Linked DNA regions of Homo sapiens: all the other regions are linked to region 1. The links are chromatin loops, found by intact Hi-C in ENCODE. Cell type or tissue: endothelial cell of umbilical vein. All regions are shown on one strand. Region 1 overlaps LOC105371677 (a long non-coding RNA gene). Region 2 has its middle 85 kb from the start of NEK7. Region 3 overlaps DENND1B (DENN domain containing 1B). Region 4 overlaps CRB1 (crumbs cell polarity complex component 1). Region 5 overlaps DENND1B (DENN domain containing 1B). Region 6 has its middle 34 kb from the start of C1orf53. Region 7 overlaps DENND1B (DENN domain containing 1B).

Evidence for each region. A loop is a pair of places that touch in the nucleus more often than their neighbours do. Peaks named below come from ENCODE experiments on the same cell type or tissue, not always from the same donor. Only the 100,000 strongest peaks of a DNase experiment are listed, where the experiment ranks them.
Region 2: a loop joins it to region 1, with 7 times the contacts of the local background. A loop is called at or near these places in 63 of 110 quality-filtered maps.
Region 3: it touches region 1 in a loop (8-fold over the local background); 45 of 110 quality-filtered maps call a loop at or near these places.
Region 4: it touches region 1 in a loop (25-fold over the local background); 5 of 110 quality-filtered maps call a loop at or near these places.
Region 5: it touches region 1 in a loop (4-fold over the local background); 3 of 110 quality-filtered maps call a loop at or near these places.
Region 6: a loop joins it to region 1, with 4 times the contacts of the local background. A loop is called at or near these places in 11 of 110 quality-filtered maps.
Region 7: a loop joins it to region 1, with 11 times the contacts of the local background. A loop is called at or near these places in 45 of 110 quality-filtered maps.

The regions. Positions count from the first base shown.
Region 1 is chr1:198,463,855-198,467,854 of GRCh38, reverse strand. The region is part of intron 1 of LOC105371677 (a long non-coding RNA gene); the gene reads left to right. Among named protein-coding and RNA genes, the nearest start is that of ATP6V1G3, 75 kb to the left of the region's middle. In endothelial cell of umbilical vein, a CTCF peak has its summit at 2,094 (motif pointing right); a DNase peak (open chromatin) is centred at 2,204; H3K27ac peaks cover 360 bases.
Region 2 is chr1:198,070,479-198,074,478 of GRCh38, reverse strand. No RefSeq gene overlaps it. Among named protein-coding and RNA genes, the nearest start is that of NEK7, 85 kb to the left of the region's middle. In endothelial cell of umbilical vein, a CTCF peak has its summit at 2,107 (motif pointing left); no DNase peak of the experiment used is centred here.
Region 3 is chr1:197,524,588-197,528,587 of GRCh38, reverse strand. All of the region lies in intron 20 of DENND1B (DENN domain containing 1B), which reads left to right. Among named protein-coding and RNA genes, the nearest start is that of DENND1B, 250 kb to the left of the region's middle. In endothelial cell of umbilical vein, a CTCF peak has its summit at 1,642 (motif pointing left); no DNase peak of the experiment used is centred here.
Region 4 is chr1:197,397,874-197,401,873 of GRCh38, reverse strand. The region is part of intron 5 of CRB1 (crumbs cell polarity complex component 1); the gene reads right to left. Among named protein-coding and RNA genes, the nearest start is that of CRB1, 130 kb to the right of the region's middle. In endothelial cell of umbilical vein, CTCF peaks have their summits at 1,436 and 1,638 (motif pointing left); a DNase peak (open chromatin) is centred at 1,653.
Region 5 is chr1:197,690,269-197,694,268 of GRCh38, reverse strand. All of the region lies in intron 3 of DENND1B (DENN domain containing 1B), which reads left to right. It also overlaps the pseudogene EEF1A1P32. Among named protein-coding and RNA genes, the nearest start is that of DENND1B, 83 kb to the left of the region's middle. In endothelial cell of umbilical vein, no CTCF peak of the experiment used is centred here; no DNase peak of the experiment used is centred here.
Region 6 is chr1:197,867,010-197,871,009 of GRCh38, reverse strand. No RefSeq gene overlaps it. Among named protein-coding and RNA genes, the nearest start is that of C1orf53, 34 kb to the left of the region's middle. In endothelial cell of umbilical vein, a CTCF peak has its summit at 1,898; a DNase peak (open chromatin) is centred at 1,909.
Region 7 is chr1:197,518,120-197,522,119 of GRCh38, reverse strand. The region is part of intron 20 of DENND1B (DENN domain containing 1B); the gene reads left to right. Among named protein-coding and RNA genes, the nearest start is that of CRB1, 250 kb to the right of the region's middle. In endothelial cell of umbilical vein, CTCF peaks have their summits at 785 (motif pointing left) and 2,222 (motif pointing left); a DNase peak (open chromatin) is centred at 759.

The DNA of each region.
Region 1 (4,000 bases):
TATGGGGTAAATTAATTCATGATTTGTTGTTAAAAAACAGTAAAAACAAAGTAAAACACACACACACACACACAAACACACAAACACCTCTTTCCCTAGTCTTCCTCAAAATACCCACAGGAACCCACCCAATAGAATGGCCTGAAACAAAATACTTTTGTTCAAAGCCAGCAAGTCTGGCAAAGCTGCAAGCTCTGCCCATAGCTACCTGTATCATGGGTAGCTGCAGAGAAATATGCAAACTGGCAAACTGGGTACCTTTTACTGTTTTACAACAATATGTTTTATTGTTCTCTCGCTAAGTTCTTTGCCAAGGGCAAAGAGTACTGAAGTAGCTAGCAACAGCCCAGACACAGCTGTCAGCATGAGCCTTACCACTTCTGGCATTGCTTTTTTAGCCAAGAGGCACTGCAATTGCTTACCAATAAGTTGTGATGAGTTGATAATGCAAGTAGACTAGATCATAAATATTTTAGTATTTAAGCATGCTTTTTCATTTACGGTGACTTAGTGCTGCAATGGCAAAGGACTTTCCCCTAGGATAGGCAATTAGGGATAGGTGGAAATGCATATTAGAACATTTATGATAATGAGAAAACTACTTTTAATTGAGTACATTAAGGCTGATCTACAATGATTAAAGCAAAACTCTATTCAAAATGAAGCTTTATTATCACATTTTAAAACCTATACTATGAAACAATTTTTAACTGAAAAATATTTATAAAATACAACTTTGCATCTCTAGTAACATCAAAACCAAAGTGAATTATCTGAAATGAACAAGAATGGGTAGGAAAAAGAAATTGATTACATATGACTAGCAGCAATTGATATAAAGCTACTCAATACGTTAATGGATCTCTGTACTGAATTTTCATCCACTCTTTAGGAATTCTCATTTAGTGTTTGATACTTCTGAATATTGTATTTAAGGATATTTCATTAAGGCTGGATTGTTTACAACAGTCGTAATTATTGTCCCATTCTCTAGATAACTCTGACACCATGGGTGATGACGCTCTGTATGAAACTTTGCATAAGGCTTTCCCTGCTTGCCTCTCTTGCAGGCAGTGTGAGTGACCCTCTCTCCCTATGTATGCATTTAATTCTTCCTCCCCTTACACTCACTTCCTAACCCTACTCCTCTTCTTACTGTTTCAGATCTAAGCTCTCAAAAACCCCTAAGGAAAAAAAAAGGCAAAGGCACATGTAGCTTTGTCAGTGCATTGGAGGGTATGAGACAGGGTTTGAATGCTAATTCGGCTACCCACTCTAAAATGAGGCTAATGATACTGCACAGTGTGGTTGGGAGATGAAATAACACATGCAAGGGCTTTTAAAATTTTAATGTGCAGAGAAATAGAAAACATTATTCTATTTCAATTCTGAAGAAAAATATGTAAATATGTCACATTTTGTCCCTTGATCAGCAATGGTTCCAAATCAAGAGTGTCTTAACTATGCCTGTTTCCCTCATAAATTTTACATAAAGTTCTGAAAATATTGCCACCATTTTATAAAGGAATGGACGGCAATCAAGGCAGAAACTGTTTGGAAAATAGAGGTTTGTTTGTTTACTTGAGGTGGAAACAATTCTCTCATCTATGTGTTGTTTATTCTCTTCAGTGAACATTTTCCTCTTTGTATCTCGGTTCTAAAGCCTCTCTGAGAACGTATATTTCAAAAGCACATGAAATAAAATCACATCGATCCTCTGTTTTACTTCATCTTGTTTGGGTGGGAGGAGATTTAATTTATATATGGTTGTGATTTTCATCATCTATCTTATGAAGCACCGTTTGGTTTTATTTGTGGGTTAGTTTCATCCTTAATACTCTTAAAAATAAAAGGGATATATGTTTTTGGTTATGTTTTGGGGGTTCTTTTCAAGCTATACTTTAATCAATGACTTCTCACATCAGTAAATGTGATAAAACTTCAATACCCAATCAACTTGTAATAATCCAAAAAAGAAAATGCTAGCCTGGATCAGCTAGGTGACTCTTTTAAACATAGAATTGAAGATAATGTGTTAAAGCCAATGCCTGATTTAAGGTATCTCCACAGTTGCTCCGATAATTCTGTTTTGAAGCACTAGATGGCACTATGAATTCACTTAATTTGGAACCAAACTAGCCCATCCATAATTTCAAAGAGAAAAAAAGATGAGACTTTTCCTTAACTGATTTGATAGTCTGACACATATGCTTAAGGAAATGAATTTATATGATGTAACAGTTATTTCATTAAGTCTCAGTGAAAAAAAGCATTCTCTTTTGGCAAGGAAAATGTGACTGTTTCTACAAACACAAACCAGTCAAATCAGCACTCAAAATCTAGTCAGAGAAAAAAAGAAAGTCAGACATGCTTGTTGGGCAACTTGACTGCTTTTTGACTGACTTAAATATTTTCTTGACTACTTGACAGTCAAAACAGTCAAGCCAGTTTGTGTGTGTCAATACAGACTGTACTTTATATGTTACAAAGTGAATGTCTATGTTTGTTAGATTTCTTTCCTGCCATCTTTGTAGTCTGGCTGGTTAGCTCAGCTGGTTAAGGCAGTCTACTAATGAGGCCAAGGTCACTCTGGTTTCCATTCCTGCCTTGGGGGATATGTTCTCCTCACAGAGGGAAAGGCTGCTCTTTGGCTAGGAACTGCATTCTTCACTCTGGACAGCCATCTCACAAATGCCTGATCTTAAAAGATTACTGCATATGGAAGTCTACATGATCAGAATAAACACATCATTATAAGAAGATAAAAACAACTCAAATTGTATATTGTATTAACAGCAGAACCACGATGTCATTTTTCTAAAGAAAGGACTCAAGAGAGTCCTTCTAAAATCAGCTTCATTAACTAGCGAAATTCTATTTCTTGTCCATCCATTCAAATATTGTATATTGTCAAGAACTTGCTTAGGCAGAGAGCTAGCTACTGGAGAATAGAGTAAGGAATAGCCTGTATCACAATGACTTCACAATATAGTGAGGAAGATAAACAAGCAAACAAATATTAGATAATGTGATAAATACTACTATAAAGGTATATACATAAACTTCCAAGGAAGGGAAAATAAAGTCTAATTTCCAGGCAGTTATATGAGCTAGATCTCAAAGAACTGACATGAATTCAACTACAGTATATGGAAAAGGGAATTCCAGGTGAAGAAATAGTGTGTGAAGACAGAGAGATGTCTGAGTGGCATGTCTGCAAACAGAGAAGTGTTTCCTGTGCCTAGAATTTTGAGTATGTGGTAAGAAGTGGCAAGAGCTGAGCTGGTAAGATAAGAGATCTAAATAAAATCAAGGGAGTTTTCCATAACCTAAAAACTTTATGAAATCCAAAGTCTAAAATAAATATTCAGGAGTTCCTGCTAATAAAAACAATTGATTAAATAAGAAAATGGGGGGAGATTAGACACATCTTTTGTCCAAAGAATCCCAAATTATGCAGAAAAGTCACCCCACCCAAGAAGGTGGAGCATAACTCCTCACTCCATGTAAGTCATACGGTGACTTCCTTCTAAACGGCACAATTCAGAAAAAGTGGGGAGGAATAACTTTACCATAGACAAACTTGACAAACACACCTCAGCCAGGTGATCAAGGTTAACATTAATAGTGATAAGTCATTTTGATTGTACTTTATGGCTATGGTCTTCCTCCCCAAAACTCATAAACCCAACCTAACCATGATATCAGGCAAATCCCAACTGAGGTACATTGGACAAGATACCAGTACTCCTTAGCTAGGCATGATGGCACATGCCTTTGGTCCTAGCTACTCAGAAGGGTGAGGCAGGAGGATTGCTTAAGCTCAGGAGTTTGAGGCCAGTCTAAGGCAGTACATCAAGACCCCATTACTATGTAAAAAAAAAAAACAGATTTAAATATACTTATTTTTTTAAATGCAACTACATCTCAAAATTTTCATAGTCATCAAAAATTGTCACAGTCAAGTGGAACCTAAGAAAACATGACAGTTAACCTATAT
Region 2 (4,000 bases), 390 kb after region 1:
ATACACATATATTTGCTAAGATATAACTCTCAATTTTCATCTCTTTAATGAATGCTCATGCCCATAATGACCTAATTCCGATTTAATCTATATCACTAACTTGTCATAGTACTTGTTCATCTTATTTATAATCATAATTTAGCATTGTTAAAACATTTTAATATTAATTGCAGTGATTTGTGACCTCACCCACCTAGATATCTGAAGGAAATCTGATGTGGATTCAGAAGGCCATAGAAGGGCATTCAAAGTTTTTGAACTAGAGTGTAGCATGAAGGAAACTGTGGTTTTTGGACTCTCTCTTCTCTATACAGAATGGGTAAGAATTGGGATGCCATGCTGCTCCCCTGCTTAATATCCTTCAGTAGTGTCCTATAGCTTTCAGCTAAATAATGGTCTGGAATACCTGCCTTTCTACTCTTTCCTACTGCTAACTCCTGCTGCCCCTTCCCCTGTGTTCCATGCCCTTCTCATCTGCTATGTGGAATTGTTTCTGGATCCGTGAACAAATCTTGCCTCCAGGATAAAAGAAAGATGGGCAGCAGAGAAGAAGGAAAACCCCAGAGCAGACAATTATTTCAGAAGAAAACGAAAAGTTCAATCATAATCTATACATAAGCCATTTGCTTTAAAAGATGAAAAATAATCCAAAAACTTTTTTATTTCAAAAAAGATGAGAAATAATCCGAATGAACTTGAAAGCCATGACAAGTTATTGATCAGTGAGCAATAAAAAAGATTTTATATGCATGTAATAGTTAAGTTACCGAAGATGGACTGAGTTAGGCGGAAAAGCGGCCTGAAGAAATCTCTAGCTGATAGGATTGACTAAACATTTGGAAATGAAACCTGAAAGAATTCCACAGTTATTAGCAACTATGTGTAGAGCATTATGATGTTTGCAACTTTCTAATTATGGGGAAATTTAAAATTTTATTGTATTACTACTCAGCATATTTATTTATATAAAATCCTGATACATCTCTAAATTTTTCAAATTTCTATACTAGAAAGATGAAACTACTATAACCTCTGAACTATCTGAAAGAGACACTTAGACTCATTCTGATGGCAGTGACCAGTAAAAGGACAATATGTTATAAAGACCAAAATAGTCTCCTTAGGAAATAGTCCAAAATCTTTCAGGCAAGTGTGGTTCAGTGGCTAAAGGGAAGAAATGGCTTGTGACAACCTGCAAGTGTCCAAAGATAGTTTTCAATAAAACCAGAAAATGGAATAACATTCAAAATGTTCATTTACCCACTGGAGAAGGAGCAAAAATTGGCCAAGAGATAGCTGAGAGAGTCACTTATCCACTTGTAGAAGTCTGATCTTTTTTGAGAACAAATCTTATGTATCTCCCTTGCCAAAACAGGACCCTGGCAGTATTTTGTTTCATGATCTAGACACATGGGTATTCACTTCATAAAAATTCATTGAGCTGTACATTTATATTTGTTCACTTTTATATTTGTATGCTTTACTCAAATTACTATAAAAACTTTAAAATACATTTGCTCCTTTATTTAAATGCTTTGCTTCTAAAATATTGATAAGGGCTCCGGATTTACGATGGCAGACTGAATACATGCATCTACTTCTCCTCATTAAGGAGGTCCCACTGAAAAGACAACAGTGTTTTTAGAGGAATGGAACCATAAGATGGCTGGAAAGTTAGAAGGGCCAGAAAATTTCAAGTTGATGAAGAAAACAAGTCAGGAAAAGTTTTATTCCAAAACATCAGAAGTAAGAATGGCTCTTGTCAAAAGGGTCCTGGAGAGCTATTAGTTCAGAAGCAGCTACCACCAAGAGAAGGAGTGGACTATGGTGACAATTAAATATATAATTGCTGTTGGCATAGCCCAATCATTTAGGCAGCTTTCCTTTGCTCATAGCCTCCTCATACACAAAGTATATGAAGTATATGTTTTAGCCCTCAAGGATAAAACTCAAACTTGCTTTTTTACCTGGAGAAGAATTTAATATATTTTTCAAAGCCTGCAAGAGGAGCAGAATAGAGTCAAAGGTAACGATAAACCATCACATCAGTCACTGAGGAAATTAATTCAAAGAGAAGGCAGCTCCATCCAGTGGTAAAACACACTAAAGCACTCCATCCTATGGTAAAGCTGTAGTAATAACAAAGGTTCCAACAGGTCTGGGAAAATTATGGAGTCTAGAATTAGCCTTCCTATTTAAGGGAGTGGCATGTCATAAAACAGAACTATGAAACTACAGAAGAACCCCACACCAAGCTGGGCATGGTGGCTGACACCTGTAATCCCAGCACTTAGGGAGGCTGAGGTGGGAGGATCACTTCAGGCCAGGAGTTTGAGACCTGCCTGGGCAACATAGTGAGACTCCATCTCTACAAAAAATAAGAAAATTAGCTGGGTGTGGTGTCACACATCTGCAGTCCCAGCTACTCAGGAGGCTGAAATGGGAGGATTGACTAAGCTTGGATGTTTGTAGCTGCAGTGAGCCAATTTTTTATTCAAAAATATAAACAAAAAAATAGGAATTTCAGATACCTCAGCACAGAAAGTGGGGAAAATGCCATCAGAGAAAACAGGGATAATTTCAAGAAAAAAAGAAATGAACTTCAAAATGTATAAATGATTAGAATTTCTGTGGGGGCAAATTGGTAGGCAGTGATAAAAAGGAGCTAAAATACTATCAATGATACATGAAATAAAACAGTAACAATAAAAATTAATATAAAATTGGGCTTGAAAGAAAAGAAAGGGAAATTTCCAAGTGACAGAAGCAAAAGAGGGAATGGAAAAACAGGACCATAAAGAAATACAGTAATGTTGTCACATCAAGAAATGGATCTTAGCAAGGTAGTTGGATTCTAACACCATTCAGGAATAGAAAAAAAAAATCTTTGGTGCATAGGTATGTAGTAATTGGAACTCAGTCCCCTATATAAAACCAGGCTTCTCAAAAGGCTATCTTCTCAATGAAAGACTAGAAAAATACTCCTCAATAGTCTCTGTGTGTAGCAAGAAAATTTATCTTTGTCCAGAGTTTAGGGATATAGAAAAAAAGCATGTCACAGTCCTGTGACAATTTGGAGTTAGAATTTAATCTATTTAGTGAGAGACTCTCTCAATGCAAAAAAATATATATATAAATGTTGTCCCCAGTATGGTCCTACCGTATCCATTTGCCTGGCAGAAGCACATCTAAAACTGTTTTGTCTCAACCCTTCAACAAACAGGACATGAGAACTGTCATAAAAAACCCAAAATCCACTGAAGATTAGCTCATGAACAAAAATTACAAAACACATGCAAAAATGATTGAGCATGAGTAAGAGTCAGAAGGTACAACAAACAAAAGGATTAGCATTTCAGGAACTTAATATACTGCTCATAAATTGACCATAACATAGTTTTATTTAAAATAATTTAAATGGCAAAAGGAGGTAGAAACTACAAGAAACATATGATAGTATTTAAAAAAAACAGAATAGAAAATAAACTGAATGTAATAGCTGGAAATGAACAACATAGTGATTGAGACTTAAAACCAAATGGATGGGCTAAATAACATGCTAGACAGTTGGAAATATAATTAGTAAACTAGAAGACAGACCTAGAAAATACTCAAATAGACAGAGACATGAAAGGATAGAAAATAGTATAGTGAGGTTATAAGGCATGGAAGTAAAATGTGAAGATCCAATGAGTATCTAAGAGGGGTTTCAGAAAGAGGAAAAAAAAGAAGAGAGGCAATGTTCAAAGATTATTGCTGAATTGTTTTTCAAAATTTGTAATGATTTGAATCATAAAATCAGACAAAAACTTAAGGAAAAATAAATACAGTTGACCCTTGTGCAACACAGGTTTGAACTGCATGGGTCCATTTTACACATGGATTTTTTTCAAAAAAATATATTGAAAATTTTTTTTGGAGATTTGTGATAATTTGAAAAAAAGAAAAACCTCACAGACAAACCCCATTGCCTCGAAATACTGAAAAAAGAATTTTTAAG
Region 3 (4,000 bases), 940 kb after region 1:
CGCCCGGCCATAAGAATGTTTTAAGCATAAAATATAATCTGTGATTTTATATTTTTATCCATTATACAAGGTGATATCACACTTAGAAATGAAACTTTTTGTCTTTTTGGATCTTTATGTATTTAATGGTTTATAAAACATTCTAATGGATTTGTGGAACATAGCACAATAGCTATGAGTTCATTTTATAGTTGATGAGTAACATACTTTTATATTTTAAAATATGCTCAGAAGTCATATATACTTTTATGCATGCAGAGACTTACAAGTAAAGCATTTCAAAGCCATGTTTTGATTGAACAGGGACTTAAGAGAAATCTCAATATGTTAGCATCTTATTTAAAAATATGAGCAATCAAATAGTTTATTTTTATATATAATAAATGTCATATTTTAAAATGCTACAGATGTAATTTTCTGTGAAACTTATAAGAAAAGAATATCTTAGGTTCTCTTAAATTACTTAGTTCCTAAGCATAAGAAAAGATGGGATGTCCACACCTAGTAGGGTGTGGTTTATAGTATTGTATTTATGAAACACTTTCATTCATAGGAATTCATTGGACTCTGGGAATAAAATAAATGTAATTAAATACAATGTTTCTTGTTCGGATGATGTAATAGATTTCGGAAAACTGTATACTTGTTGGGATCTTTGGAAAAATACTATCTATTGAATAGTTTGCCTTACTGGTCAGGAAAGAAATGGTGTACTCAGTGTTTATAGAGGAGAGTAACCACTTACTTTTGACCAAAAAAAAAGTGATTGTAAATCAAAAAAAGAAAGATAGTTGTTACATGGGGTGAGAGTGGGGCAGAAAATTAGAAAGAATACTTTACTTTGTAAAATAAACGTTTACAAAATAATACAAATAATTGAATCAAATCATGATAAGCAAGACAATCTTTATTTTTATCACTGTGTAATTTGGCTCAGTATTGAGAACACTGTTATCAAGCTGAAATGTTAAAGTAATAAGAAAATATTGTAAAACTTCAAGCGATAGGCCAGGCACAGTCGCTCATGCCTGTAATCCCAGCACGTTTGGAGGCCGAGGCAGGCGGATCACTTGAGGTCAGGAGTTCGAGACCAGCCTGGCCAACACGGAGAAACTCCATCTCTACTAAAAATACAAAATTAGCCAGGCATAGTGATGCATGCCTATAATCCCAACTACTCGGGAGGCTGAGGCAGGAGAATCACTTGAACCCGGGAGGCAGAGGTTGCGGTGAGCCAAGATCATGCCAAACTCTGCCTCAGAAAAAAAACAAAAACAAAAAAAAACCTTCAAGTGATCAACTCTTTTGAAATAAGTTAAGTGAATGTTCTTCTTTTAACACACGTCCATGTCCATAAAAAAAATACTGCCTAAATGAAAACACATTTTAGCAGTCAGCGTTCCAAAGATATATGTAGACTAATTATATTAATACTAATGTCAATAATTTATAAATTGATCTTTTGAGTTCACTTTGAAAAATACACTCTCCATATTGTTAATGTGACAGAAAGTTATTTTTCTCTTTTGTTTCTCTGTTGAAATAATATTAATTTCCAAAATATTAAATTTGATTATAATTAAATGTTTGTTTTAAATCAGTTATGGATTACAAGGGTGCCCTCTAGTGGACATTATGTAGTACTTTCCTTAAAAGAAGATAGTTACACAAAAAATTTTTAGCGCCTTTCAGAATAGTGTGTCTTTTAGAAACACAACAGAATACACATTGAGACCTTTATATTGTCATAAGATTATTCAAGAACATAATTCTATCAAATAAATAATTCAAAACCAGCTCCTTTCAATAACTTGCTTGGACTTCATTTTTAAAATGTTTAGCTCTGCTGAACAATACTAGTATATTAATAACATATAATGGAAGATAATCTTTTTATGTGAACATGTTCAGTATATATTTTGAGACATTTTAAAGTTGACATGTACCTTAATGTTGTAATTTTACTCTTCAAATTTATTGCCAGAAATGACTGACATTTATTACAATGTCTTGAAACAAAAACAAAGGTACTCAATTTCTCCATTTAGTAAATCTAGTGAATACTACCATTCTAGACTTTACATCAGTAATCACATCATTAATATTTTTTCCTCCCTATATTCTGTCCTATTTGACTTTGTTTTTTTTCCCTGTTGCCTTTTTTGTTTGTAAGGGGTCTTGATTAAATTAACAACAGTTCTCTATTCCAAAAGTGCCTACCTTTTGTAAACAAATTATTATTGTTTTCCAAGAATCTTAGGATAAAGAAATGCTGATTTTCTTCTGGTTTTGAATATAGAGCTGCTTTTAAAGTTTGTCAGAGATCAATGCTGGTGTTGATGAAAGGAAAAACCAGTCTTTTCTTTGTAGGGCTACTGCTGCTGCCTATTAGTGTCCCCCAAGAGAAAGGAATTTTCAGAAATGTCAATAGATCTCTAACTATGGGGGTATAATAGGATCTTATAATTTGAGCTGGATTTGTATCTGCTACACATTGTTATATTTCCTAACATGTTTTCCTAACATAAAACACTAGAATAATACATAAATATCTTAAGTTGGCCTGTGCGCCTATACTAATTACAAAATAGGACTATGTTTTTCAACCTTCTCTGAAGTTTCTTTATGGCTTTTCTAACATATGAATATAATATCAGTTATTTCACAGATCTGTTCTCTTTTTGCCTTTATTAGTGTCTTTGACGTTTATAGTAAATGCTTTTGAAAACTAGTATTATTTGATTCTGACACCAAAATATAATTGCAATTTCTGTTAAGACCTTTGATTCATTTAACACCAGAAGCATTTTAATACTCTACTTATGTGTGATTCCACACATACACATTTATGTTCATTATATATTAATATGGTAAATCTGAGAAATAAAATGCAGCTATAATTATTTTACTAACAAATATTTTAACCCTTAGCTGTATATTTTTTGAAAACATAATTTACTAAGGTGATTGAAAATAATATGGTTCTTTTCTTCAGTACTGACTTCTAAATTATTTATCCCAGCTAGAAAAGTCATCTTCACATTAGTTAGTGAGAGGAACTGAATTCTGTGTCTTACTGATAATACAGTAGACTTGTCATGTATTAAGAAACCTTTTTAAATGTTGAAATATTGAAACCCTGTCAACAAAAGTGAAATTGCAAATAGCTTACCATTTATCAAAGGGTTACTGACTTATTTATTTTGTTTTGAGAATACTATTTAATAGTCTTATAAAACTTGTATTTGCACTGATCAATAATCTTTTGGTCCTGAAAAGTTAGTGCAGGGTCTTTGGTAGAATTTGCATTTTCAAATATTAAAGACCAGAAAAAAATAATGAAACAATGTATTTTAAAAATTTAAAATTGATATAATTACTTGGCATATGAACTATCTTTAAAAGTTGGCTAAAAGTATTAACAGTTCACAACCATACTACATATAAACACAGGTGAATAATGAGACCTCCTGTGAATACAAGACCTTCTTTCTACCTATTAACACACTTCAGTGAGAGACAGTCTTTTAGAATCCCTGATAGAGTGCTGCCATTGAATGGGTTTTTATGTAGTTTCTGATTAACAATGGGGAAATGAATTATAAACTACTGTGTTTCTGGGATCTTTTAGATAGAAACTAAACTTCCTAATCTGTGTTCAGTAAAAGCAGTCTGTAAAGGGGTCAGTTCTGATTTCTCATATTCTCTCTAAAATCTAATATGCAGATTTCTTTAGTCAAATTCTAGAACAGACCCCAACTTAGCATTAATAAGCATTTAATGCATTGTGAACATAATGGACATACCATAATGGAGAGTCTGTCTAATTCAGTTCAACACAACCAGTATCTAGCGTGTGCTGGTTTACAGCTTTCGAGATTGTATACCTCCTCTGAACACCTACTTTGTGCTAGGCCTGCTGATCTAGAGCTTTCAAGATCACTTATCTCCTCTTAACTTACTAAGGACCATTATTTACAAATTCAGAAAGACTTTACTT
Region 4 (4,000 bases), 1.1 Mb after region 1:
TTTTGAATATAAAAGACTGAGACCCTGAAATTCTGTGCACAGAGAAACTGTCATTCAAATTTGTAGATAACAGAAAGAGATACTACTTATGATAAGTGCATAGCCTAAAAATACTTAAAGATAAACTTCATGTGACTAAGGGAAAAATTATAATATCATTGGGAAGAATATTAGTTAAATAGCATAAAATAGTACATTATCAAATATTAGTGGGCAGATTATTAAAGAACTGGTCATAAACATTAAAACCAGTTCAATTTGAAAGTATGGCTAAATCATTTTGCAAAACAGAAGACACAAAATACGACAAATTGTTCAAGGTTATTCTTCAAAAATAAATTTCCAAAATGTTAAAATAATAATTGGATGACAACAATTTGTTCCCAAGCTCATGATTATGTTAGCAAAGACCATGCTATCATGGAAAAGATGAAATTTTATTTAAAACATGCTAAATTCTTTGTCTTACATAGTGGGCAATCAAAACAATATGATTTCACTTTGACCTTGGTAATTAGAGGAGAATAGATTAAAACATTTAAAAAATGTTTTTAAGTTTAAAAGTAGCCTAATGAAAACAAAATATGGAAATTCCAGAACACTGGTGGAGATAAACATCAACAAAATAATATACAAAAAATACAAAAATTATTTTTAAAACACCAATTTAAAAAAACCCACACTCTACAATAACAGAAAATGAGAAGGTAGGAGCAAGGCACTACAAATGGTATAATAATAGCTATATATATGCTTAAACACAGCAGTAAAAGGCAAGGACTCAAAAATTGTATTACAAAAAGGAAGTTTAAAGATATTGTGAGGTAGCAATTTATTCGGATACAAAACTATATATAATATAATTTCAATTTCTCTGTGTATATGTATGTGTGTGTTGGGGAAGGGAAGAATAGAGAAAAACAGAGAGGAAAAGAAGGGAAGGAAAGCAGAATAGATATACTAAAGTATTTTTAGGTGTGCGATTAGAATTTTTAACTTCCTTTATTTCTTTTCTATATTTTCCAAATTTTCTACAATGAATATGTTTTACTTTAATTTAGAAAAAGATAACAGACATATTTCAAAACAGAAACACAAAAGCTTTTAAGTCTTTAAGAGTCAAAAGGAAACTTAAATCAGGGCTGGATAGTATCTGAGTGAGAAACCTTAAATCAGGGCTGGATAGTATCCGAGTGAGAAACCTTGTACATCAAAGTGAGGAGAGGAGTTTCTGTTTATTTTGTTTGCACATTTTATAATTTACTCTGGAAGGAAGAAGCAGGATAGGTTTTGTAAGAGTTCCAGAGATACAAAAGAGATTTAGTTAGGAGTGTATAGTTTCTGTTTTTAAAATGTGTCTTTGTGTATTACATCATCATCATCATCATCAAAAAAAAAAAAATGCTCTTTTACTTCTGGTTCTGCTACTCTAGAGGCCAAGATGGGAGGATTGCTGGAGCCTAGGATGTCGAGGCTGCAGGCTGCAGTGAGCCAAGATTGCGCCACTGCTCTCCAGCCTGGGTGACAGAGCAAGACCTTATCTGTTTTAAAAAAAAAAAAAAAAAAAAAGCTCTTACATTCAAAATCTCTGACCCTACTTTTATGGCACAATGCTGTGAAGGATGCACCACCATCTAGTGGTTACTCCGGTTAATTGCAGAACAATTGATTGATGGATGAGTTCATTTATCCATTGGACATAAATAGCTGTTTGAGCACTTGCCATGTATAATATTAGGCATCTAGTGAATCTTTTGGTTTTATTGACTTGGTCCTCACATGTAGTAGGCAGAGTTCTATATGACTCTATAGCTCCCAATGATCCCCATGTCCAGGCATTCACATCCTTGGATAAGCCCCTCCCCTTGAGTCTGGACTGGAACTAGCAACTTGCTTCTAATCAACAGAATATGGCAAAGGTCGTGAGATATCACTTCAGTGATTATGTAACAAAAGATCTTGACTTCCACCTTGCCAGAAGACTCTGTTTCATAATGACTGTGGTCAAACTGCCATTGTTAGAGAAGGCTCACTGCCACCAAGAAACTGAGATCCTCAGTCTAACCACCCTGAAGGAATTTGTACCTGCCAAAAACCACACACATGAACTTTGAAGTGGACTAATTCCCTGTTGAGCCATCAGAGGAGACCCCAGCCCTGGAGGACACTTTGATTGTAGCCATGTGAGAGACTCTGAAGCAGAGAATACAGCTAAGCCATTATCCACTGAAACTGTGAGATAATAAATGGACATTATTTTAAGTTGCAGAGTTTTGGGAAAATTTGTTATGCGGCAGTAGTTTACTAATACATGACAAAAACTTGATGAGGAAAGTAGCATTATAATCTCTATTTTATAGAAACCTAAACTCAAAGAGATTGAACGATTTAACCAAGCACACAGACTATGGCTAGCAGAGTCAAAATTCAAACTCATATCTACTTGATTTCTTACACCATGTTCTTTCCAACAGTGTAATGCTGCAACCCTATTTGACTATTTCCTATAAGCCAGGCACTGTAAAAAACACTCATGTTCCACAGATGAAAGACATCAAGGAGCTGACAATCTTTTGTGGGAAAATGACAACTAAACTAATCAACAGTTGCATTAAAGTACCCTAAATGCTACATTCATTAGAGTGTTATAAATGTGACATTAAAATGTCCAAAAATGTGCATCTAACAGCGTGGAGTTAGGGGATAAAGGTGGGCTTGAGGGAATGGGGCTAATCAAGGAAGATTTCCTCAAGTAGATGGCATCTGAATCATTTCATGGAGGATGAATTGGAAATAACAGATGAAGAAGGTGAGCATTGCAAGTGGAGAGAATAACATAGAGAAATACATGGAGACTTGAATCCTTCTTTACTTCTGAAAGAAATAGACAACTATTATACATATATATAGTCACATATATAGTCTATATCTGCATATTACACACACACACACACACACACACACACACACACACACACACAATCATTTCCTGACCCCAGCTCCTGGCAATCTATTATCTCTGTTGTCCTTGGGATTTTACCCCTTCCAGAATGTCATATAAATGGAAATATGTATATATAGTGCCTCTACTCCTTCCCTGGGATACAGATTGATTTCTTTAAATATCTTCCTGATAGGATTATCAAACTTATTATTTTCCAAGCTGAAATAATCACTTTATACCCAAACCTCTTCCTTTTCTTATGTTCGCTGACTTGCCGAATGACTCCACCATTATTCAGATTGTATAAATTGACCATAAATTTGACCATTCATCTAACAATTCTATTTCCCTGTCCTAGCTGTGTTCAATGTATTGCCAAGCCCTACTGATTCTTTCTTCTACATCTCTTTAATCTATCCTTATCTTCCAAAGCCCTACTATTTGGATATCCATCACTTCTCCATATCATCTCCCAACCTACCCGCCTTCCTTCAGTTTTGCCTTTTTCAAATTTATCTTCCAATTGATACAAAGGTAAATACCCTAAAATACAAAAGTGATGCCCTTGTTTACAATGCTCAACTTTACTTTAAAACAAACGAGTCATAAGTAAATAGAAAATGAGAAAGGTATTCTAAATATGGGAATCTAAGCAGCACCAATATTTAGGGGGTTGAGGAACTTTTCATCACGCTAAGAATGCATGATTAGGAGAGAGCAGCATTGTGGAAGAGAAAGGGAAAATATTTCAAAGGAGAAGTTATTGATTATGCTAAAAGTTGTGAGAAGTCATAAGAAGAACTGAGGATGAATTTTGCAATCAGAATGTTTTTGCTGACCTTAACAAAATGAGTTTTTTGTGCAGTGGTGGAGATAGAAACTGGATTACAGTAGGGTGAAGAGTGAGAAACTGGGGTTAGGATGGACATCTCAGAGGCAACAGAGGTCCAGGTCACTTCCACTTTTTTAAAGTTGAGTTTATTGATATGTAATTCACTTATAATTCATCATGTTAGGTGTACAAAGGTATACACTGTGCGACTACCACCACAATCG
Region 5 (4,000 bases), 770 kb after region 1:
ATAACTGTATATTGCTTTAAAATGACTTTTAGGGGAATTTTTCTAATTTTTTTTTAGCAAAATAAGGCTAAGTTGAGTGGGTTATAAAATGAATAATTATCCATGAATTGCCATCTCACCTTTCTCTTTGGTGTGATTTCTATTTTTCCTTCCCCCTTTCACATTATTAATAGATAAACGATTTAAAGGAAGTATTGTCAGGTTACTTATTAATATTTAAAATTTAAGCCTGAAATACACTTTAGGATAAGAAGTAGGTATGAAGGTACTTCATTATTAAAATTTTTAAGTTTAAAATTATTGTGTACTAGCTGAAAATATTGAACTTGATCAACATATGTTACCAGCTAGCCTCTTCTCCACCCGATCTTTTGTTATCTTGTTATTGTTATAAGGCTTAATGACAGTTGTAGGCCATAGTTCTGGATGTGGGGGTTATTCTACCCTGGGGAGAAGAGGAGGAAACAGCAGTGTGGATTATGGAAATATGGACTGATCTAAAAAGAGACCTCTTGTAAAAGAATGGAGCTCAAAGAAAAGCTAGGAGAAACTGATGAAAAGATGATGGAATATGATGTGAAAATGATAATTTGAAATCTTTCATTCCCAGCTGCCATGTTTTGGAGAAAAGGAATGCATTTGTATATTAAGAGACAGCTAAAAGAGTCCAGATGAATGGTATTACTTATTAGATATATTTTCATTTTGATTCAGATAAATTATGTGCATTTTAATAGACCTTTACATATTTAGACATTTTAAATCTTAAAGACATAATGTTAGGTATGATATTTCATAAAAATATTTTAAGTAGTATACAATATTTGCTTAATATTTGGGCACCTTTAAATGAACCTAATTTCAAAAATTAACTTCATGGTTGTTAAATTTAAGCATTTTAACTAACTGTGATGGTGAATGTTTTATTTAAAGTATGAATTATTTTGTTACCTTTTAACAATTATTTAAACACACAGTCACATGTTTACTTATGTTTATTTTTCTAGATAAGTGACAATATTGCAGCTTATCTTGGTGAATTAGTACTAAGTGGTAACATACAGCTATATCCTTAGCCTATTTGACCAGACAACAATGCAATCTAGTGGTCATTTTTGTAAAATGCAGACACAGAGTTCATGTGGTTTTAACTAGTTATTGATGTGTTAATAAAGGAAAGGTTGTTCCCTGATTCTAAAGTTTGCAAAAGGTTAGATTAGGGAAAAGTTAGCATGAAAATGTAAAAATAAGGCATATGGTAAGAGGATCATATTTTGAGGGAAGATGATGTTTTTAATTTTGGATGTGCCAGGTATTCTAATAGGAATATCTTCTAAGTAGAAGGAAACCTCTGACTGGAGTTCAGGAAGAGGATGATGGTATGGAATTTACTTCTGTGGATGAACTTACCAGGCAAAGTTTAGGGAAAGAAAAGAATCTCCAAGAACAACTGCTTTTATAGGCCCCAACCTATGTCTTTAAATCCATACTGAAAAATATAATTTGATAATCATACCCTATGACCCTTGTAAATATTTTGGTTTTTAAGAGGTAAACAATATATTTCACTTCCTCCTTTTGATATAACCAGCTAGGATTATTTAATATGTTTTGCATTGCAAATTGTAATAGTCTGAAGTTTTACATGATTGTCTGTGGAGTTATTATTTATAGGATATGGGGCATTAAGGAGGAAGATTAACATCAGATAACTCCAATTTGAGCCATAGGGAATGGAAGAAGTAACAAAATATTAAATTAAGCACAAGAACTTGTTCAAATAACTGCTAATTTCATGTGGTTGGAGTGTGGGATTTATGGAACTTGATACTGAGGCTACAAAGGTAGTTTGGTCAGATTATGAAGAACTTTGTATACTATGCTAACTGCTTTGGCATTGACTAATAGGAAATAACCATAAAATGGTATATATTTAGGAGGCTTCCACATCACATCTATATTTTAAAGAGGTAACTTTAGATTTAGGTGCTTTGAATTGGATAAAAGGAGCCTGTTGGAGACATAGAGACTAGTTAGAAGGCTACGGTAATTGTTTAGTAGAACTGTTGAGAACCTCAACTAGAGAAAGCTTAAAGAGAAAGTGGGAAAGGGAATGGATTTGAGATTTTTTTTTTTTTATTGTGGAGGCACAGATACATGAGATCTACTCTATAAACAAATTGTTAAGTTTATGGTACAGTATTGTTAACTATAAGCACAGTGTTGTATATCAGACCTCTAGAACTTATTCATGTTATATAACTGAACTTTGTACCTGTTGAACAGCAACTTGCCATTTCTCTCTACTCACGGACCCTGGCTGGCAACCAGCATTCTACTTTCTGCTTCTGTGAGTTTGACTATTTTTGATGTCTCATTTAAGTGGAATCATGCAGTATTTGTCTTTTTGAGACTGGCTTATTTCACTTAGTGTAATGTTCTCCAGATTCATTCATGTTGTGGCAAATGACAGGATTTTCTTTCTTTTTTTAAGGCTGAGTAATTTTCCATTGTATGTATATAACACATTTTCACTATCCATTCATCTGTTGATGGACATGTAGGATGTTTCCACATCTTTGCTATTCTGAGTAATGCTACAGAGAACATGGAAGAGCAAATATCCCTTTATGATCCTGATTTCAGTTATTTTGGATAAATACCCAGGAGTGGGAATGCTGGATCATGTGGTAGTTCTATTTTTAATTTTTTGGGAAACTGTTTTCCATAGCTGCTGTAGCATTTGATATTCCCACCAACAGTATACAAGGGTGCCAATTTTCTACACTCTCTCCAACACTTATCTTTGTTTGTTTGTTTATTTGGTTGTTGATAATGGGCATTCTCACAGGTGTGAAATGATATCCAACTGTGATTTGCATTTCCTTCATAATTAGTGATGTTGAGCATGTTTTCATATAACTCTTAGCCATTCGTATGACTTCTTTGGAGAAATGTCTGTTTAAGTCCTTTGATCAATTTTTGATCAGGTCTTTTTTTTTTTTTTTGCTGTTAAGTTATAGGAGTTCCTTATATGCTTTGGATAGTAACCCTTTATCATATGTATGGTTTGCAAATATTTTCTTAGATGTTATAGGTTGCCTTTCACTCTTCAGGATGTTTTCTTTGAGGTGCAGAAGATTTTTAGTTTGATGTAATTCCACTTGTCTATTTTTGCCTTAGTTGCCTGTGCATATGTTTATAAACATCCGTATCATATATCCATGATTGGTGTTGTAGCCAAGAAATTATTGCGAAGACCAATGTCATGAAAGTTTTTCCATGTTTTCTTCTAAGAGCTTTACACTTTTCACGTCTTATGTTTAAGTCTATTTTTTTCATTAAAATATATTTTAATGGGTTTCAAAGTTCTATGACAGATTTTTTTTTGGTCAGGTTATTTCCATTAAGAAGTAATTATTTTAAAGACTAACAACTTAAGAACTCTCACACAAAAAAAACCCAAAAATGTTCCATAAAATGTTCTCCTTTCCTTCGGAAGGTTTTATAATGCATTGCTATCATTAATCAGTTTTTTACTATTAAACTTAAAATGGCCTATTCAGGCAAATACTTCTGGGACTGTTCTTCAACCACTGAATAAAACTAGGGTGCAGGTATTAGGGATAATATTCATTTAGCCTCCTGAACTTTCCAGGCAGACTTGCTGACCTTCCCAACTCTAGCAGCCCTCTTGTCCACTGCTTTGAAGACACCCACAGCAACTGTCTGTCTCATATTATGAACAGTAAAATGACCAAGAGGGAGATGGTCAGAGAAGCTCTCAACACTCCAGCAACCATCTGAACGATGGCAGCATCACTAGATTTCAAGAATTTAGGGTCACCTTCCAGCTTCTTACCAGAGTGGCAATCAATCTTGCTTCAATCAAGCAAACTTGCAAGCAACATAAGCTGTGTGACAGTCAAGTATAGGAGGATAACCAGAACCTATTTGGCCTGGTTGGCTCAAGATAATCATGTGAGCAGTGCAGTCAGCT
Region 6 (4,000 bases), 600 kb after region 1:
CTTTAGTAAATATGGCAAGTTTTCCAAAGTATACATTAATTTTTTTTACAAAGCATTAAGTAAAATCCTGACAGCCAATAGAAGAATAGGTAAAAGACTTGACAAAAAGGATTCCAAGTAATAAGAATAGCACAACTTTTGAAAATTGTAAGTCTTTTTAACCTTAACATTCTCTGATGCAAAGAGGAAAAAAGTTATTCTGTAAGTATATTTAAAATGTTTGTCTCAAGCTAGCCAATTCTCTATTATATGTTCTACAAAACAATTGTTTAAAAGTTATGAAATAAATAGATACATCAATGGTTATGTTTTATCTGTAGCATAGTGGTTCAGAAGTTGAAAATACATATATTATTTTTCATTAAAGTCCATATTTTTAAAAAGCTTATTTACTTCACTTAAATTTAGAAAACAAAATATTTCAAAATCTCCAAAGTGATAGTATCTGGTTAAATTGTCTTCAATTTATTCAATTAATAATTAATAACCAAGTTGAAAGCAAACCAATAAAAGGGATATTCAGATAGATTTAACAATTATCTTAAGAGTCCACTACTTAAAAATAAATAAAACCAAATTTTTATAAATATATAAATTTTTTTACAAATTACAGATAAATGGAATACACACACACAAAGTCCATAATCACCTAACAAAGCTCCTCCTTTGTAGTTTTTATTTTAGTGTTTGGAAGGAATGTTTAGTGTTTAGTTCTAAATTATTGCAATGCAAGACTGCAATACAGGTTAGGCTGTTATCTTGAATGTAAAGAAGTGATGATGAATGCATTGAAAAATAAGTAGTGAAAAAATGCAAGGCAGTTGCAGGAATAAAACTCCATGAGCTCTTGACCTCACATATGTACAAATTAATTTAGCAAAATAAAAGAGCTATAATGTTAATGTGGCCTGGATTTTAAGAAAAATGCTAATTTTATTCTCTTTTCTGAGAGTGCAAAGGATAGAGAAAAAAAGTGAGGAGAAATAGTTCTGTGACTAAAGAGATTATAAATGGAAAATATGAGGTATTTTAAGAGCAAAAAGCATATGTTGATAAAGAGAGAGAGAGAAAGAGGGAGAGAGAGAGAGAGTCCTTACATATGTAAGGTCAGCCTTACATTAGTGTATTCTTGCTGAATCTTTGACTGACATACCAGATGTTCATCACAGGCACACTTTACTTCTATTATGCTGATTTATGCCGTCTAGTTTTGTTTGTTTTCTATTTGTGTTTCTACGGAATCCATTCTCTTGTGATAAATGTGGAAATTTTGGTTGTTTTAATTTTATGATTGTACCCTCCATTATCTTTGAATTCCTCTAACTGGAACATTATTAAACTTGTCTCTTATAAGTGCTGTACTCTCATTTGTCATTGTACTACTAAAGGACCTTAATCCTTTGGTATTTGAGGTATTCTTGGAAGTCCTTTTAGGAACATGCATTTCACTGATGGATTTGACTGGGACTTTGGAAATATAATGGTTTTATGTTAATCTTGCCCATTAGTGTTTTATGTCTTAAGACTAGAGACTTGGTTCCTCCTCCTGAAATTTTTAGCCCTATTTCCTATAAAGACTCATAGCTAGCTTGATTTGGTGTCTGCAATAAGTAAGAGATTTGGTCACTTATCTTTTCTCTCTCTTGCCATTGGGTGGATTCTATGAGCTGATTTTTCTTTGGCTTCCATTAAACACACTTTTATTTCTAGAATTAAAGACAAATAGATAATCTCATCGCTATTTGCAAATATTGGTAGTATTTTCGTATGCAAAGGTTTAAAGAGAATTCTTGGAAACCAGCACAGTAGAAGTAAGAGCAATGCAACAAAGCTACAGGAAGAAATGTTGGGCTTTGTATAGAGAGTTAGCATTCACAGTTTTCTAAACCTGCCTCTGGGAGGCAGTAGGGTGTAGAGGTTGAGTACGGCTTCCCGTTGACTTCAAATCCAATACAACCACTCGCCTGTTGTGTGATCTGTGCCTTGGTTTATTCTGTGAAATAGGTATAGTAGTAAATCCTCCCCCATTGGGTTTTTGTGAGGATTAAATGAGATACTTCCTGCCGGGCACTTACAATTCTGTCTGGTACAGAATAAACGTTCAATAAAAGTTAGCTTTATTATTATGGAATAGGCTGTCTGCTTTTGTATGTTTTCCATCATTAGAGGAATTTAAGCAGAGGTGAAATAATAAATTGGTAGAGATTTCATAGTTAAGATTTAAGCATTGGATAGCTCCTTCAACCCCTCAGATTTGTGTTTCTATTATTTTGTTTCCAGTGAATATCAAGGTATCTTTCATATATGACAATTGGTGGTATTAACCTATATAACATGCTTTTTTTTTTGGTAGTTCAATTCCAATGATACAGTCTCCTGTAGTCAATCTGGGACCTCAGAGTACGGCAAAGAAAACCACTGCTTAAGTCCAGTCTACATGCTGACCTTATGAAGCAAACCAGCTATAGATGCCAGAGACCTAAACAGATAGACTGTGAATTCAATTTGAGGAAAACACTGCAGAACGGTTCTTTTGATAATTTACAATCTTTCCTATCTGATGGCAAAAATTAAAAAGTGTTATAATATTCATTGTTGATAAGACATAAATGGGAAAATGGACACTGTAATATATTGTTAGTGGGAATATAAATTGCAAACATTTTGGAAAGAAAGCTGTCAATGTCTATTATAATTTTAAATATATATTCTCTTTGACCTGCCAACTCCACTTTTAAATGGCTTTCCTATATGTGTGTATATATATGTATATATGTGTATATACATACATGTATACACACATACATATATACACACATACATATATGTACACATATATACATATATACATATATATACATATATGCATATCATTATTTAAGGCCACATTAAGAAACCTCTATTGTGGCATTAATTGTGGTAGTAAAAATATGGAAACAATATAATTATCTATTAATAGGGCAATATTTAAATGCGGTAAGCTCTTACAATGGAATATTATTAAGTGACTGTTTAAAAAAATGATTTAGATTTCTATCTATTGACATGAGAGGTCCGTGATGTACTGCTAAGTGAATAAAGTAAGTTCCAGCATAATATTTATGGTATATTTGATGTTTGAAACAGCAAACAAACAAACAAAAACTTCAAATTGCCTTTGCATGCTTTTATATGTAAAGGGAGAAGTGAGGGTGGTCACCAGGTCGATGACCTGGGTTACCTCAGTGTTGGGGCTAAAAGAGAATCAGTGTTTTCTATATATGTTTTTGCATTTTTTTACATGCAATAAATGAAATTTTTTGGAATGAAAAAGTAGAAGGAAATAATTTTATTTAAAGAACTTAATAATTACAAAAATGTACCTATTATAATACATGCACAATAGGAACATGCATTTCACTGATGGATTTGACTGGGACTTTGAAAATATAATGGTATTATGTTAATCTTTCCCATTAATGTTTTATGTCTTAAGGCTGGAGACTTGATTCCTTCTGAAATTTCTGGCACAATGCAAATTTCTTGAGAAAAATAATCCCACTCTCCCTTCCTGTGCTTATCATTATTCCTTTTTCTTCTGCCTCCTCTATAACTTTCTTCCTTATGCTTTTTCATTCCCACTTCACCTCAAAAAAATAAAGTATTTTTGTGAAAATGGAAACATATTACCAGTCAAAATGTTTTACAAGTCTGAAAGTGATACAAAAAGCAGTTCATTTTTTTTCCCTTTTTCACCTCAAACTCTAAAAATATTTTGTAAAAAACTATTTTTAAGTAGAATACAGGCCCTCCAACTCTTATACGGTAAAGTTCTGCCATTTCTAGTGACATAGAGCTTCCTAGATCATGCTGTTCAGAAAGAACACAAAAACCAAATGCCTTCTTCCCTTCCTTCCTCCCCCCCTCCCTCCCTTGTTCCTTCCTTCCTTCCTCCTTCCTTACTTTCTTCCCTCCTTCCTTCCTTGTTGATAAATATTAGGAGCAGCAGCAGTATTTCTTC
Region 7 (4,000 bases), 950 kb after region 1:
ACTTGCCTTAAAAAATGAGATTTATAGCTTGCCATTTTTAGAGCTAGCCTTTCTCAGGCTAGTTCTTGGACATTTATTTCTTCTGGGTCTCTCTGGACTTATTTATCTAGCATAGTTATGATGAAAACAGTTCTGTTCATGAGTCAGAACACTTGGGTTGGAGTCACATTCTGTCACTTATGATTTACCTTGTCTTGCCCAAGTCACTTTGCTTTGTTAATCTTTTGGTTTCCTAATATGTAAAATAGAGAAAATGTTCACCAAATTTGTTGTATAGTAGATATTTAAATGAAATAAAATACAGTACATAAAGTAGCTAACACATTGAAGCAAGTCAATCATGGGTAAGTCTTTTAACTCTTTAGTTATTACCTATACAAATTAAAACACATCTTTTTAAAGCTTGTTTTGAATTATAAACTGCCATGCATTTTAAGATGTCACTATTATAATTATACATTATTATTTAATTTATTCACATATTATTTCATGCAGGTATTTTTTTCTTAGGCTGCAAAATACATAAGCTTGGGGATTTGTTGTAGACTTTAGATAAGCAAGGTAACACTTCTGGATCTCAGTTGCCTCAACTGTAAAATGGAGGGTAGTACAGATTGTACCTACTTTCAAAAAATTTATGTATTACAAGCATCTTAATTTTCTTATGTCTAAAAAGTTATATTTTCTCATTCGTCTGCCTATATCCCTTATTCCTTCCCCTCCCAAACCCCAGGAATTTAAATTTACCCTGCATTTTGCCTTTTTAATATTTGTCTGCCACCTGGTGATCAAAATGGTAACTGCAAGGTTAACAGTCTCCTTGGTGCATCAGGGGAGTGATTTTCATCATTCTACTTTCTGATTCACTTTCTGGAAACCATTGCAGTGAAAAGAAAGATTTATTTTGCTTACTGTAACGAAACTAAACTTATTTCTTGAGATCTCCTCAGACATTAAGTTCTATGATTTTGTGTCTTGGTCCTTCTACCTCTGTCACATTTTGTGTACATTTTCTTACATTTTTTTCTTTCATATAAAATACTTTTCCTTCTTGTCTTTACCAGTATATATTTTTTCACTTAGTGTCCACCTGTAGGGTCAGTGTTTCTAGTAGAATATCTCCTCTAGTAAGTTGTATTGCATGCTGATAGCCTTTTTCATTAGTTTAGTACCTTTTCACATTCTTAGCAAGCATCCCTTGTTATACGAATGTTCACTTCATGAATTTTTACATATATTAGATGTGTACTTGACATTTTACATTTTCAGGGGAGCAAAACTTTTACAATTATGTGTGTTTAGGCCCTAGGAGCAGTCTAATTGAGGTTGTGTGACATCCAATTCCCCATTTTATTCTTAATTCTTTGTATCAGAATGATATAAAACTTTGCTTATTTTGTTTTCTCATGATGTATTTTACATCCAAAAAAATGTACCCTTGTTTTGCACAGTACTGTCTTTCAAGAGAGTTACTAATTTGCACAGCATCAACATGACTAGTGAAATAACCAGTGTTAATGTGATAGCTACACCAGGTCTGTACAGTTCAGAAACTTCTATACCTTCTTATTTGATCTCAGAATTTACCGATGTTTATAATATGTAGTTACAGTTATATTATTAGCTGACTGGACCTATTTTTTCATTATTTAGGAACATCAACAATTTGACACTACTTATCAGTATTAATGGTCATTTAATGTAAGATTTTCATCTATGATCAAAAAGTTTATCAATTATGTTCATACAATGAGGAATAAAGTTTTTATTTATAACTGCTCTACTATATGTAGTATTTTGGCATTTCACCCTATATTTTTTAAGTGTCTTGAGAAAAGGGAACATCTTTTTCATTTATTTTGTTATGCTTCACAGCATGGAAGGCAGTAGTATGCATGTAATAAGTGCTTAATGGATGTTGAAGTGAAGAGATGCTAAGAACTGAAAGAAAAATGAGATACAGCTACTGACTTTCAGGGAATACGCAGTAGCAGCTTTCAGTAGGTTCTCAATAAATATTTCTTGATTAGATGGATTTCTATTGCTCTTCATTATCAGGACCTGTAAGTCCAGAGGCTATCCCATGCCTGCCTGCCCCTACTAAATTCTCATCTCCCATACTTCCCTGCTAAATCTATGATTTCCCCCACCTTACTATTATAATCCCCCTTGAATTTAAATTTCCAGCTTTTGCCTTCTTAATATATGTCTGCCATCTAGTGATTAAGAGGATAACTGCAAGTCTTAATGGGCCCCTTAAAAAATCCCATGTACCAACATAAGCCCCAATCCACAATGCACCAATAGTTACCTTTCATTCCTTAGTATTTGCCCTGATTGTCCCACCACTGGACATTTGCACATATTGCTACATCTTCCATCATCTAACTAACCTACTAACTTTTCAGAGCTCAACTCAAATATCTTTCAGGGAAAGACTTCCCTTGACCTCCCACACTAGGTCAACTTCCTGAAGGGCTTTCATAGCAATCATAGTTTAGTACAAATTAACCGAAGTCATAATTTTTATGCTTATTTGTATGACTGTTCAATTTAATTCATGTCTCATTTACTAGAATATAATATCCATGAGGACAAGGGGCCTCTTCTTAGTTATCACTGTGCTCTAGCGTGTAGCCCAATGCCTGGCACAAAGCAGGCATTTCTTTAATCTTTGTTGAATGAATGAATATAATACCCTTCTGTGCCTCATGGACACTAAAAATGTTTATGTCAGTGAACTAGTATAGTACTTTATCCTTTATGTTTTTCTTATCAGTTCATTAATAGGTTCTCAGCAAAAACTACCTACTATGTATAAAGATATTCATTTATTCAGAAAACATTTCTGCCTGACCTAAAGAATAATTTTACAATAAAAATAAACTTATGACTCATATTTTAATTAGCTCATTAATTAATATGGAAACCCCAGTAAGGTGGTATAAAGGACAATCTGAAAAAGAGAAACACTCGAGTACTGAAATGTATATGCTGACAGATACAAAACCATAATATCCACAATGTAATAATTACATCTTCACTGGACAAAATTTACTTGCATCTCTATGGACAAGAAACATTTGCATTACCGTCAGTCTTTCACAAGTTAATTTCTATCTTTACAGAGCTATAAAAATAGAACCTATGAATGGTGCAGACCTGTATAGTATCAGAAAAACCTGGAAAAGAATGCTAGACAGCACTCAGCATTCCACTGGGAGGATAGCAATATTTTTTTTGCCCATTTCAAAGTCTTTCACAGTTTTCCCGACAGTCTCCCCACTTGTGTTCATAATAATCTCTAAGATTGTTCTTAGTCACAAAAAGAAGACTGTTCTTACTAGATTTGGCCTATTTATGTTGGGGCAACCAGAAAGCTAATTAACCATTTAAGCCTTCTTGAGTTTGCATTGTAAATCTAGAGCCATGCAGTATTGACTAGCTAAGCCTTCAGAATTTCCTTACTTATGTAAATTTTCATAAGAAACCTCAGATTGAGCCTATATAGTCTCTGCTATTTGCTATCTTGAAGCTAAGCAACTAAGCCCAAGAAAACTTGCCACCATATGGTTTACCTGAAACATCTGTAAATTAAGGTGAGTTCCTCTTGAGATTCTCCAAATTTGCTAAGGTTCCTGGTTTTCTAGAAAAAGGCCTTCCTTACCCCAATAAGGTTGGACTTTCTCAGGCAGACAGCATGTAAGTTTTCCTGGGAGGGTTTTGTGGGCATTAACTGCATAAATACAACAACCTCTTTGTTCCATTCTAGTGGATTGTCATTACTGCCACTTAAGATAAGGCGTTGGTTATACAATTTGTCCAATTATATCCTGGCAAGATAGTTGAAGACAATGAAAGATGCAGAGCACTACAAAACTTGATAACCCCCACAGGACCTTCTAGACAGCATTCATAATTCCACTGGTCAGACACCTCATAATCATTTTGCTCCTTTCAGAGTCTTTTGCAGTTTTCCTGGAACTAGTATGTATGACAC